3 separate regions of the Homo sapiens genome follow, and all the other regions are linked to region 1. The links are chromatin contacts, found by Hi-C in ENCODE. All regions are on one chromosome and are shown on one strand. Each heading gives the region's core, a stretch centred on a gene start or an enhancer-like site at or near the end of the contact. The rest is flanking DNA. Distances are from core to core; before and after follow the strand shown. Region 1 holds the start of USP24 (ubiquitin specific peptidase 24). Region 2 holds the start of FAF1 (Fas associated factor 1). Region 3 holds the start of BTF3L4 (basic transcription factor 3 like 4).

Region 1 (3,418 bases), core at 356-2,855:
GGTCCAGGGGAAAATATGCCAGCAGAGTGCAGAGACAATGTCTAGGTACCGGCCCTAATTTAATATTTGGTGTATGTAAAGATCTTCGTGAGTGCTGGGCTGGCAACAGCAGGGGTTTGATGGGATGAAAAAGTAAGGTTAGCTGGATTTCAGGTTCAGGAAGAAACCAGGATGAGGACATTAGAAGATGAACTCAGCAAGTATGTAGGAATAGGCATAGGAGATGAACTCAGCAAGAATGAAGGGATATCCGAATCTTGGGAAAGGGTGGGAAAATAACCTAGAGAACTATGGATTGAAGGAAATTGAAGAGGAAAAATAGCAAGGACTTAGGCCCAGGACGGCTTTGAATGCGGCTCAGCACAAATTCGTAAACTTCTTAAAACATGATGAGATTTTTTAAAAGTTTCATCAGCTACCATTAGCGTTAGAATATTTTATATGTGGTCCAAGACAATTTTTCTCCTTCCAATGTAGCCCAGGGAAGCCAAAAGATTGGACACCCTTGGCTTAGATGGTGGAGTCAAGGGAACTAAAGATATGACCCCAGTGTGCCAATGCCAAAGGTGAGAAGAGAAAGCAAAGAAAGCAGGCCTTTAAAGAGGTAGAGGAATCCTCAAAGGTGGAAAGAAACAGGGATAGGATGCTGCCCAAGAGGCAGGGACAAAGAATCGGAGCCAAAGACTGCGGTAAAAATGTGGGAAGGTGATGTCCACGATGTTCGAACGAGTCCGTGGCCGAAGGAAGTAAGAGTCTGGGTTTCTGGAGGTTTTCATACAGAGAACTGGGATTTAGATTTCGGGCTGGAAAAATATATTTTGGACTCTCAGGGGCTTTCAGGGTAAGAGTTCGGTAGAGTTCAGTCAGCTTGGCGGAGACAGGTAGTCAGTTAATGTTGGAAGGAAAATTCGGACAGCTGGGAATTAATTTCAACGGGTTTAGGGTGATTTCGGCAAGGGCTGGCGGGGCTAGGGTCGAGTGTGAATTTCGTCTTGGGTGGTCCACGCGTCTGGTTTGGGCAGGAATTTCTGTGGGCAGCGAGGCGTATTCAGGCAGCGTTGCGGGTGAATCTGCGTGGGATGAGGGTGGATTTCCTTCAGGACTGCGGTGCATTTCAGGCCGGGGTGGAGGTGCCTCACAGCCGCGGCGCAGGGAATTCCCTCTAGGATGGGGGAGCGGGTCGGGCGGCGCCGGCCAGGGAGGGGAAGTCCAACGGGGGTTCGGAGAGGCTCGGGGGACTCGGACGGAGAGAAGCCGGGTCGCGGCTGCGGAGGCTCGGCCGGCCAAGGGATTTCCGCGACGTTCAGCGCTGCGAGCTGCGCGGCGCTGCGGCCCCTCCCGTCCCGGGGGAACCTGTTGCCGGCGAAACAGGCGGGCGGTGGCGACGATGGAGAAGCCTTCCTCGCCTCTGCCTGGCTGCACGGCAGCCCTTTCACCTTAGGCACGCTCCGCGGCGCGGCCCCTCCCTCCGCTCCTTCGTTTAAAACAAACAGAATACGCCGCCGCCAACCCTAGCCTGCCAACGGCGAGCACGGTCGCCTCCCGTGCCGCTTCCGGGAGCCGAGGCGCGGCCCCGCCGCCCGGGGAGGAGGAGGCGGAGGGGGAGGAGGCCAACATGGCGGCGCGCAGGGCTGGGCCGGGCCGCAGCCGCGCCTGAGCGCCTCACCGCACTAGCTCGGCTCGCAGGACCCAAGCCCGCACCCAGCCTGGCCCGGCTGCTGCGGAGCACCCGGGGCAGGAACGCAGGGGCCAACCTGGGCGCGGAGGCGGCGCGGAGGGTGCGCCGCGCGGCCCGCCAGGCCCGGGACCCGTAGCTTCGCCGTGCGCTGGCCGGGGCGGCCAGGAGGCCCAAGCCATGGAATCGGAGGAGGAGCAGCACATGACCACGCTGCTGTGCATGGGCTTCTCAGACCCCGCCACCATCCGCAAGGCCCTGCGCCTGGCCAAGAACGACATTAACGAGGCCGTGGCACTGCTCACCAACGAGCGGCCGGGCCTCGACTACGGCGGCTACGAGCCCATGGACAGCGGCGGTGGCCCCAGCCCCGGGCCCGGCGGGGGCCCGCGGGGCGACGGCGGAGGTGACGGCGGCGGCGGCGGCCCCTCCCGCGGCGGGAGCACCGGAGGCGGGGGCGGCTTCGACCCCCCGCCCGCCTACCACGAGGTGGTGGACGCGGAGGTGAGGAGGGGCAACCCCAGACCTCTGTGGGAAGCCACTGGGCTGGAGTTCCTGGGAGGGGACACACCCCGCTGGGCTTGGTGTGGGGAGAGAGGGCATTCGACTGGGGCTTTAGTGGGGGCGGGGCGGAGAGAGAGAGAGAAGCCCCAGGCTCCAGTTGGGAACCGAAGTCACTTGATTGGGGGTAAGTGGGGAGAGGGACCCATAGGAGAGGCGTGTGAAAGGGAATTAGGGATGCGCAGCGGAGCTGTGGGTTGGGGTGAGGAGGGGTCCCTTAGGCTTCCGGCTATGCACGCCGACGATGGGGAGGAGGCTCCAGGGCTATCATCCGAGATGGGAGGACAGACACTTGAGCATATAGTGGGAAGGATGCGTGCAGTAGGGGGTCGGAAATGGGGTACTAGTGCACTAGGCTAGGTCGGAGATTTTGTGGCACGAGGTTTCAGTGAAGGATTGGCGGAGGCACCAGGCTCAGAGTCAGAAAAAGCGGTGTGGGCCGGCCAGAGTAGTGGTCTTTGACAGGATCACAGGAAAACTGTTGGGGTTAGGAGTGAGGTTGGGGTTTTAGCCAAGGGTCGGAAAGGGGGGGCATTGAGTAGGATTTAAAATGAAGAGGGAAGGGGCCGCGGCCAGGAATGAGGACTTGAATAAAATCAGGTATGAGAGCAGTGGGGATTGCACTGAGAGGGCAGAGGTGGGAGGCCTGGGCAGGGGTGGGAGCTGAGGAGGGTCTAGGCAGGGATGGGGACTGGAATTGGAAGATAGAGCTGGCACCAGGTCTGGGTAAAGAGGGAGTACTGGTCATCGATAAGGTCAGAAATGAGAGAAAATTAGACCGGGGAAAGAGATGGTAGTCATACTGAGGGTGCTATGCAGAGGGGCGCGGAACAGGGTGGGAGCGCAGTGGGGGTGGAGGAGGAGTCTTGAGGCTAATGGCTTTGATCAGAGACCTCAAGTCTAGGTGGAGAAGACTATGCCTGTTTAGTTTGGGGTGTGAGCAAGGAACGTGGGGGAAGAAAACGGACTCTTCTATAATAAAGAAAAAAGATCGACCAGAAGCAGCAGTGCTTTTGAATAATTACTTTGCAGAAACATAGTAGCTCATGGCAGGAATTTTGGTCAGATTCGTTGGGTAGTTCATTTCAGGGGCCAGTAGAGCAGCTTGGCCTGACCACAGAAAAGCACAGATCTCAAATTATTGGGATTGCGTTATTAGGTAGAGATACGAATTTGGTTCGT
Region 2 (3,418 bases), core at 442-2,941, 4.3 Mb after region 1:
AACACACAGAATAAACTCAGATCATAATACAGTGCACTTCTTTATATTCAGTGAAACTGAACAATTAGGTCATATTTCTGATTTCTCATGAATATATTCCCAGTTTATGGAGCCTAGGCCTTGCTGGGTGTGGTGGTATGGCTCACACCTGTAATCCCCACTCTCAGGAGGCTGAGGTGGGAGGATGGCTTGAGCACAGGAGTTGGAAGCCAGCCTGGGCAACATAGTGAGGCCCTGTCTCTAAAAAAGTAAATAAATGATACAAGTTTAAAAAGTTCTTAAGGGAAGCCTAGGCCTTCATGCTACATGATGATTTCACTAGTTATTTTAGCTCTACAGGATAAAATCAGCAATCTTACTTCACATTTTCAAGCTTTTACATACTTTCCAAAGCAAGTAAATGCCCCATGACAATCCAGAAGCTGATATTTTCCCAAGTCAAGGATGAACAACTTCCACTGTCACACTTTCTCTAACCTGGACGACAATTACAAACTGTCACACTTCATTGTACATAGTCTTTGGCTGTTTTAGTTACAGAGGTTGTCAATTTCTGACCATGGGTTGAAACTTTCAATATTTGGTGAATATTCCAAAATAATTTCTTATGAAAATGAATAGGCCGGGTGCAGTGGCTCACGCCTGTAATCCCAACACTTTGGGAGGCCGAGGAGGGCGGATCACGAGGACAGGAGTTCGAGATCAGCTTGCCCAACATAGTGAAACCCCGTCTCTACTAAAAATACAAAAAAAACTTAGCCGGGCTTGGTGGCGGGAGCCTGTAATCCCAGCTACTATGGAGGCTGAGGCAGGAGAATCGCTTGAACCCAGAAAGCGGAGGTCGCAGCGAGCCGAGATCGCGCCACTGCACTCCAGCCCGGGCCACAGTGCGAGACTCCGTCTCAAAATAATAAATAAATAAATAAATAAATAAATAAATAAAAATAGACTGACTATATTCAAAGCTGGATTCAAGTTTTATCCCATTTGTAAGATGTCTCAGCTTAAAAAAACAAATATAACTGCAGCAGTAGAAAGGTTTTCCCTTTTTTCCCCCTTTGGAGCAACCCTATTAACTCGAGGTTGTTATTTCTCATAACTACCTTATCAATTAAAAAAAATGCTCCTCCTCTTCTCTGGAACGAGATTTTTACCTTTCTCAGCTTCCTCGTCTCTCCCATGTCTACCATGGCAGTCTGGTTACTTCTGTGTTACGGAGTCTGAGGATGCAGACGTCAGGGAGCTTGGGACTGGGTGTGACAGTGTGGATTCGGTTTTGACAGGTTGAGCGTGAGAGACTATATGAAGCTGTATTTTGCTGAAACATTGTAGAGAAAAACATATATTTCTGAAATGCTGTTTGTTAGACGAGTTGTAACAGTGTGTTTAGTTGGTTTGTGAGGGTGGTGTGTATTTGTGTGACTAACCACGTGAGGTGCACAATCTGGTCCCCGCCTCAGCTAGGGGGAGGCGCTATCCTGAGGCCTTTGCTTAAATCCAAACTGGAATAACCTGTTGCGAGACTTGAAGCTTCCGCAGCTGCAGGTTGCAGTCTCTGCCGCCAGCGCAGAGATCCTGGCCGGGTAGTCGCGCGCTCAGCGCTTGACAGGAGGGTGGTCACGTGGAGCCGCAAAGCGGCGCTTTGCGACCTCGATGACAGGCAAAATGTGCGACAGCCGTGGCGCTGGCCAACCAGGGGCGGAGGCGGCGGCCAGGGAGGAAGCGGAGGAGGCGGAGGCGGCCGCGGCGTTCGCCCGCCCGCTCGCTCGCTCGGTTTCCCCGCCCCCGCCGGGCTTAACGCCGCTGAAGGTATCCGGGTGCGCGCTGTCGCAACCTGCCCTCATCCTGGCCCGCGACTGTAAGACCGGACCCACATCCAGACCAATCTTCCTGTCCGGGCTGCTGCGACGCGGGCTCCGCAGGTTGCAGGCGGGCGGCCGGGGCGCCTGAAGGTTACCGAGTGCATGAGCGCCTAGCGCTTCCCGCGCTGCCCCGCCCGCTGGCCCGCCGACCCGCCCGCCGGCTCGCCCGCCAGCCCCTCGGCGCCCGGCGGCGGCGGCGGCGGTGGCGGCGACGGTCGCAGGAGGTGCCGTCTGCCTCCCAGGTGCGCGCTTCGCTCCCGGAGCCGCGGAACTCGGCGGCCGCCATGGCGTCCAACATGGACCGGGAGATGATCCTGGCGGATTTTCAGGTGAAGTATCTGGCCCTCTTCCCCTCCCACTTCCAACCTCGTGGGTTTCCGGTGCCACAAGGGAGTCTTCTTCCCAGCGTTTGAACGCTGCAGTGGTGTGTCATTTAGGCTTTTATACGGTGCGTGGCGTGTGTGTGTGTGTGTGGCGAGCTATGGAGAAGCGTATAATTTATATGCTATCATGAGTGTGTAGAATGTGTTAAGTACGGGTTGAATGGGATTGGAGGTATTAATGACTTGGGTTACAATGTGTGTGGAATGTGTAGTGTTTCCTGTATTATATGGGGGGACGTGTAGAGTTTTTGTTTTAATTGGTGTTGGACCATTAAGTATGGGATGTTTTGGGTGGTTCTGTGGGGAGAGATGTATGGAGTGTGAGCGTGGAGCGTGTGGTGTTATGGGCGTGGTGTATTTATATTGTATTAAGGGAAGAGTAAAAAAGCAGAATGATGAGATGGCGAGGGCAATGACAATGGGGTACTGAGGTCCTTTTCAAAGAGGAGTAAACATTTGAGACTTTGCCTAATTGGAATCTTTGGAGGGTAAGAAGATAACAAGGAGACAGATAAGACTATATATTCCAGAGTATCTCTGCAATGAATTCACAAGCTTAATAAATTACCTATTCATATTTGCGGATTCCCCTCCCCTACAGACTTGAATTGCTTGGTTGGTGTCCTTTCTCCAGGAATACTTTAAAGGATAAGTAAAGGCTGTTCTCTTAATAAACCCAGTCGTAGTGCCACTGACATGTAAGTATCTTAGGAAGGCCCTTTGAAAGTAGAACTGTATGCATTGTGAAAGACTTGGAGCTAGAACTAATATCCTGTGAGTGCTACCTTTGCCTTTTGATGTTTGGTGAAGGAATTATTTTAGTGAGATATTTTTGGCCATTTTGGCATCAACTTAGAAGCTACTGTCAAGTATAGGCAGACTTTTCCCTCTTTTTTAATACTCACATTGCACAGGTTCTAACACTAGCTTAGTAGGCAGTATTTTTCCTTGCTGAAATTTTGTTGGGCTTTTCTCTCTCTCTGTTCTATTAAGTTCCTTATTTTTTTTAAAATTAATTAATTTTTTTTTTTTTTTGAGACGGAGTCTCGCTCTGTCGCCCAGGCTGGAGTGCAGTGGCGCGATCTCGGCTCATTGCAAGCTCCGCCTCCCAGGTTCACGCCATTCTCCTGCCTCAGCCTCCCGAGTAGCTGGGACTACAGGCGCCGGCCACCA
Region 3 (3,418 bases), core at 575-3,074, 3.2 Mb after region 1:
GACCAACATTCACTTTTCTCAAAGGAATGTGGCCATGAGAGTGTAGTGAACTAACAAAGAGCCAAAGGAATTTATTGCAAAAAAAAAGGGGCTAAGGAAAAACATTAGACCTAGATACTTGGTAAACCCTTTGGGATTCTTCTGCATTTTGAAGTAACAATTCCCAAGAGAACAGACAGAGGTTGGGATGCCAAGACAAAGTCTTGACTTGTTTGAAATAAAAGCAAGAACAAAATTAACTCTTCAAATCAAGGTATAGATGAAAGAACAGATTCCATTCCAGGTGGTCAGGACAACAGAATTGAGAAATTTTGTTCCTAAGGAGTATCTCAGAGAAAAATGATTTTAGGGAGACTGAGAGCTCAAGGCAGTAGGGGAGGAACAAGAGTAGTCTTTTGTTTCTTGGCAAGTTGTGGTGTGTGGAATTCAAGTAGGAAAGAGGACTGGACTCAGTCTATGCGATGTCAAGCTCAGAATCTGGAGTAGACCTCCAAGATCACCTGGTTTAATTCTCTATTCTCAATCAACCTCTACTTTATTGCACCCATCATTCCTATCTGTGATGTCATCTCAACATCTGCTAGCACCAGCAAAGTATAAATTACAAACGAAACAGTTCCCTCCCTCCCATCTTAATAGATTAGGAAATAAGGGCCCAGAAGGGAGAAGTCCCTTCCTAGGCCCAAAAGGGAGAAGTAACTTCCTAAAGCCACATGATTAATGAGTTCTTCCTTGGGGATTCCAGGATCTTTTAGCACTGTTCTCAAGGACTCAAGAAAGGGTGTAAACAGGTTTATATTTATTAAGTGCCTAAGTTAGAAGCATTGTGGTAGGCACTTTCACATACATCATGTTTACACAGAGATAAAAATAATTGCAACCTTGAGTCCTGACTTTTTATTATGTAGGGTTTCTCTAAGACAAGCACAGGCTTTGGAATCAGAAAGACCAAGGTTCTACCAGTTGGGAAAGGTATTTTTCTTCTCTGAACTTGTATTCCTCCTGCATTTGGAAAGGTATAACACCACGTACTTCACAGGGTTGTTTTGAGGGTTAAAACATTATCAACCACAGGGAATGGTTCACAGAAGATACACAGTTACTGGTAACTATTGTTACCACTCCCGAGGGGACAACTATGGTAAACTGCAAGAATGTGGGAACGGAAGTTGAAACCGCCATTCACTAGCTGTGCAACACTGAGCCTGTCGGTCAGCAGGCAGTGGGAGGGGGGTTATAAAGATGGGCAAGGGACGCCGACTTGTAAACAAACACTGCCATTACAAGGTGAAGAGTGCTGTAACTGAGTTCGGTTCCCTGGACTCAAGGGCGGGAAGTGGTAACCTCAGCTTCCCTATCTGTAGACTGGGAGCATCAAATGAGATGACAACAGAGAGCCTGTATAAAGCTCAAAGCACACAACACTGCTGTTGTGAGCAAGGAGTAATGGAACAGAGGAGGGGCGTCCACCTGCCTCCTGGGACAGGGTCTGGGCGGCAACAGGGCGGGCCCGCTCGCTCCCACAGGGGGCGGTGGTGCTGGGGACCTTCCCACAGGTGCCGACCCCCAGCTGCGCCGCCGGTAACCGACAGGCCAAGCCAGCCGCCTCCGCCCCCGCTCGCCGCACCACGGCGGAAGTGGCAGCCTGAGCGGTTGGCGGGTGTCGGAAGGGGAGGGCGGGGGGAGACCGTGCGCAGCGGCCTATGGCCGTGAAGTGGCGGGACCGCCGGGGGTCTCACCTGAAGCAGGGAGGGTCCTCCAACACCAGCACGCGGCAAGAGAAAGATGGCTGCCTCAGCCGAGACAGAGAAAGACGACGGCGGCGGCGGCGGCGGCGGGAGCAGATCCACGTGATACAGCCGACCCCGCCTCTCCCTCTCCGGGGCAGCCTATCCCGGGAGCGAACATCTGAACTCCAACGCCCCGCCTGCTTTGCGCATCCCTCTTAGTGCTAGTGGCGGCAGGTGCAGGTGGCCGCGCGGCATCCTGGGGCTTGCAGTCTCCCGAGCGTTCTGTTGTGTCCCTGCCTACAATTTTAGGGAACCTAATAAAAGGGTGGTCGGTATGTTTTTATTTGGGTGTGTACTTTTGTTAGGTCGCTTTTTCGCTATGCATTAAGTACGGACTTTAGGACTCAACTAGTACCAGGAAGAAAAAGACCGGACATTTTCACCTGTTTGTTATACAGCGAAGGGGAAAAATTGGGAAGAAATCCTCAAGCTACAAGAAAAATAACCAGAAGCTTTACACTTTAGCCTGCAGTGACTTATATCCTGGTGTCCTAAGTCCACCTAAGTCAGTTTTGCAATAAGAGGTCCCAAGTTTGGTTTTCTTGGAGCTTGCATCAGTTGGTTGCATCATCCCTGAGTAGAAGATTTGCGGTTGCAAGGAAAAATAAGGTACAGAGCTTCTCCAGCGGGAAAGTGCATGTCTGCACGGCACGAGCCCACGCACCGCAGAACAGGCTTGCCAGGTCTCCTCAGAGACCCTCGCAGGAACCTAACAATGAAATCCAGTTGTCCAGTCTTGATTTGTGGAGGGGTAAGGAGAATCCGAGGCCAGTGGGCAATCCGCCCACTGTTGGGAGCGACTGACCTCACGAATCAATAATTTGCTTTTGACTAGGAAGTGCAGCGGTTCTTGGGGGGAGGGGCTGGACTGGGTGGCGGACGCGAGGAGCAACGGTTCTCCCGAACCTCTCCCCCGCCCCTACTATCTTGGCCTACATTTTCCCGCTCCGTCCCGGGACCTGGACACCCAGAATCCACGAAAAGCAACTCGCGCTCGAGAACAGCTCTCGTACCCTTCTACGTGATCTGCACCTTTAAGCTCACTCCATCCCAAACCGGACCCCGGAGGCACCACCCACATCCGTCTAACATCACTTCCTTCAGAGTTTGAAAAAAAAAAATCTGGGAAGTAGAGGTGTTGTGCTGAGCGGCGCTCGGCGAACTGTGTGGACCGTCTGCTGGGACTCCGGCCCTGCGTCCGCTCAGCCCCGTGGCCCCGCGCACCTACTGCCATGGAGACGCGGCCTCGTCTCGGGGCCACCTGTTTGCTGGGCTTCAGTTTCCTGCTCCTCGTCATCTCTTCTGATGGACATAATGGGCTTGGAAAGGGTCAGACCGCGTTCTTATCTTCTCTTTACTGATCTTTACTATACTGATCCCAGTATAATCTCTTCTTGCCCTAGCACCGTTCCCCTCCCATTCTAACTCTTAGGCCACTCCAGATTTCTTTTTATCTTCCCCAACCGCTCCTGGAGTTTGAAGATTTCTTGGGGTAGAGAGTAGCGGGTCTGGGGAATGGAGAAGTTGTACTTGAGGCCTCTCTAAATTATTGGATTGGGGGGAAGGAATGGCCCGTAAATTAAGGAAAGCATGTTAAGAGCCCAGCATAGTGCCTAGCACTTGGGAGG

The links. Hi-C counts contacts between places; a loop is a spot of excess contacts on that map. Pooled maps may share reads with other maps.
Region 2: a map of CD8-positive, alpha-beta T cell shows a loop between it and region 1 (33-fold over the local background). The contact joins the promoter of FAF1 here to the promoter of USP24 in region 1. A Hi-C loop is called at or near these places in 2 of 168 maps with a recorded cell type or tissue (CD4-positive, alpha-beta memory T cell and CD8-positive, alpha-beta T cell) and 9 of 50 pooled maps.
Region 3: a loop to region 1 is called in a map of CD8-positive, alpha-beta T cell, with 25 times the contacts of the local background. The contact joins the promoter of BTF3L4 here to the promoter of USP24 in region 1. A Hi-C loop is called at or near these places in 3 of 168 maps with a recorded cell type or tissue (CD4-positive, alpha-beta T cell, CD8-positive, alpha-beta T cell and naive thymus-derived CD4-positive, alpha-beta T cell) and 9 of 50 pooled maps.

Annotation. Positions count from the first base shown.
Region 1 is chr1:55,213,551-55,216,968 of GRCh38, reverse strand. It overlaps USP24 (ubiquitin specific peptidase 24), which reads left to right and starts at 1,605. Exons shown (of 68, transcript NM_015306.3): 1 at 1,605-2,179. The coding sequence starts at 1,856. LOC100507634 (a long non-coding RNA gene) reads right to left here and starts at 1,561. Exons shown (of 1, transcript NR_038320.1): 1 at 1-1,561. RefSeq lists silencers at 1,428-1,937, 2,008-2,197 and an enhancer at 2,658-2,717.
Region 2 is chr1:50,958,540-50,961,957 of GRCh38, reverse strand. FAF1 (Fas associated factor 1) reads left to right here and starts at 1,691. Exons shown (of 19, transcript NM_007051.3): 1 at 1,691-2,191. The coding sequence starts at 2,147. It also overlaps a transcript of CDKN2C not described here. RefSeq lists silencers at 1,725-1,884, 1,995-2,044 and an enhancer at 2,355-2,404.
Region 3 is chr1:52,054,701-52,058,118 of GRCh38, reverse strand. It overlaps BTF3L4 (basic transcription factor 3 like 4), which reads right to left and starts at 1,824. Exons shown (of 6, transcript NM_152265.5): 1 at 1,740-1,824. It overlaps TXNDC12 (thioredoxin domain containing 12), which reads left to right and starts at 2,928. Exons shown (of 7, transcript NM_015913.4): 1 at 2,928-3,119. The coding sequence starts at 3,023. RefSeq lists enhancers at 909-1,620, 1,621-2,334 and silencers at 1,400-1,639, 2,500-2,904.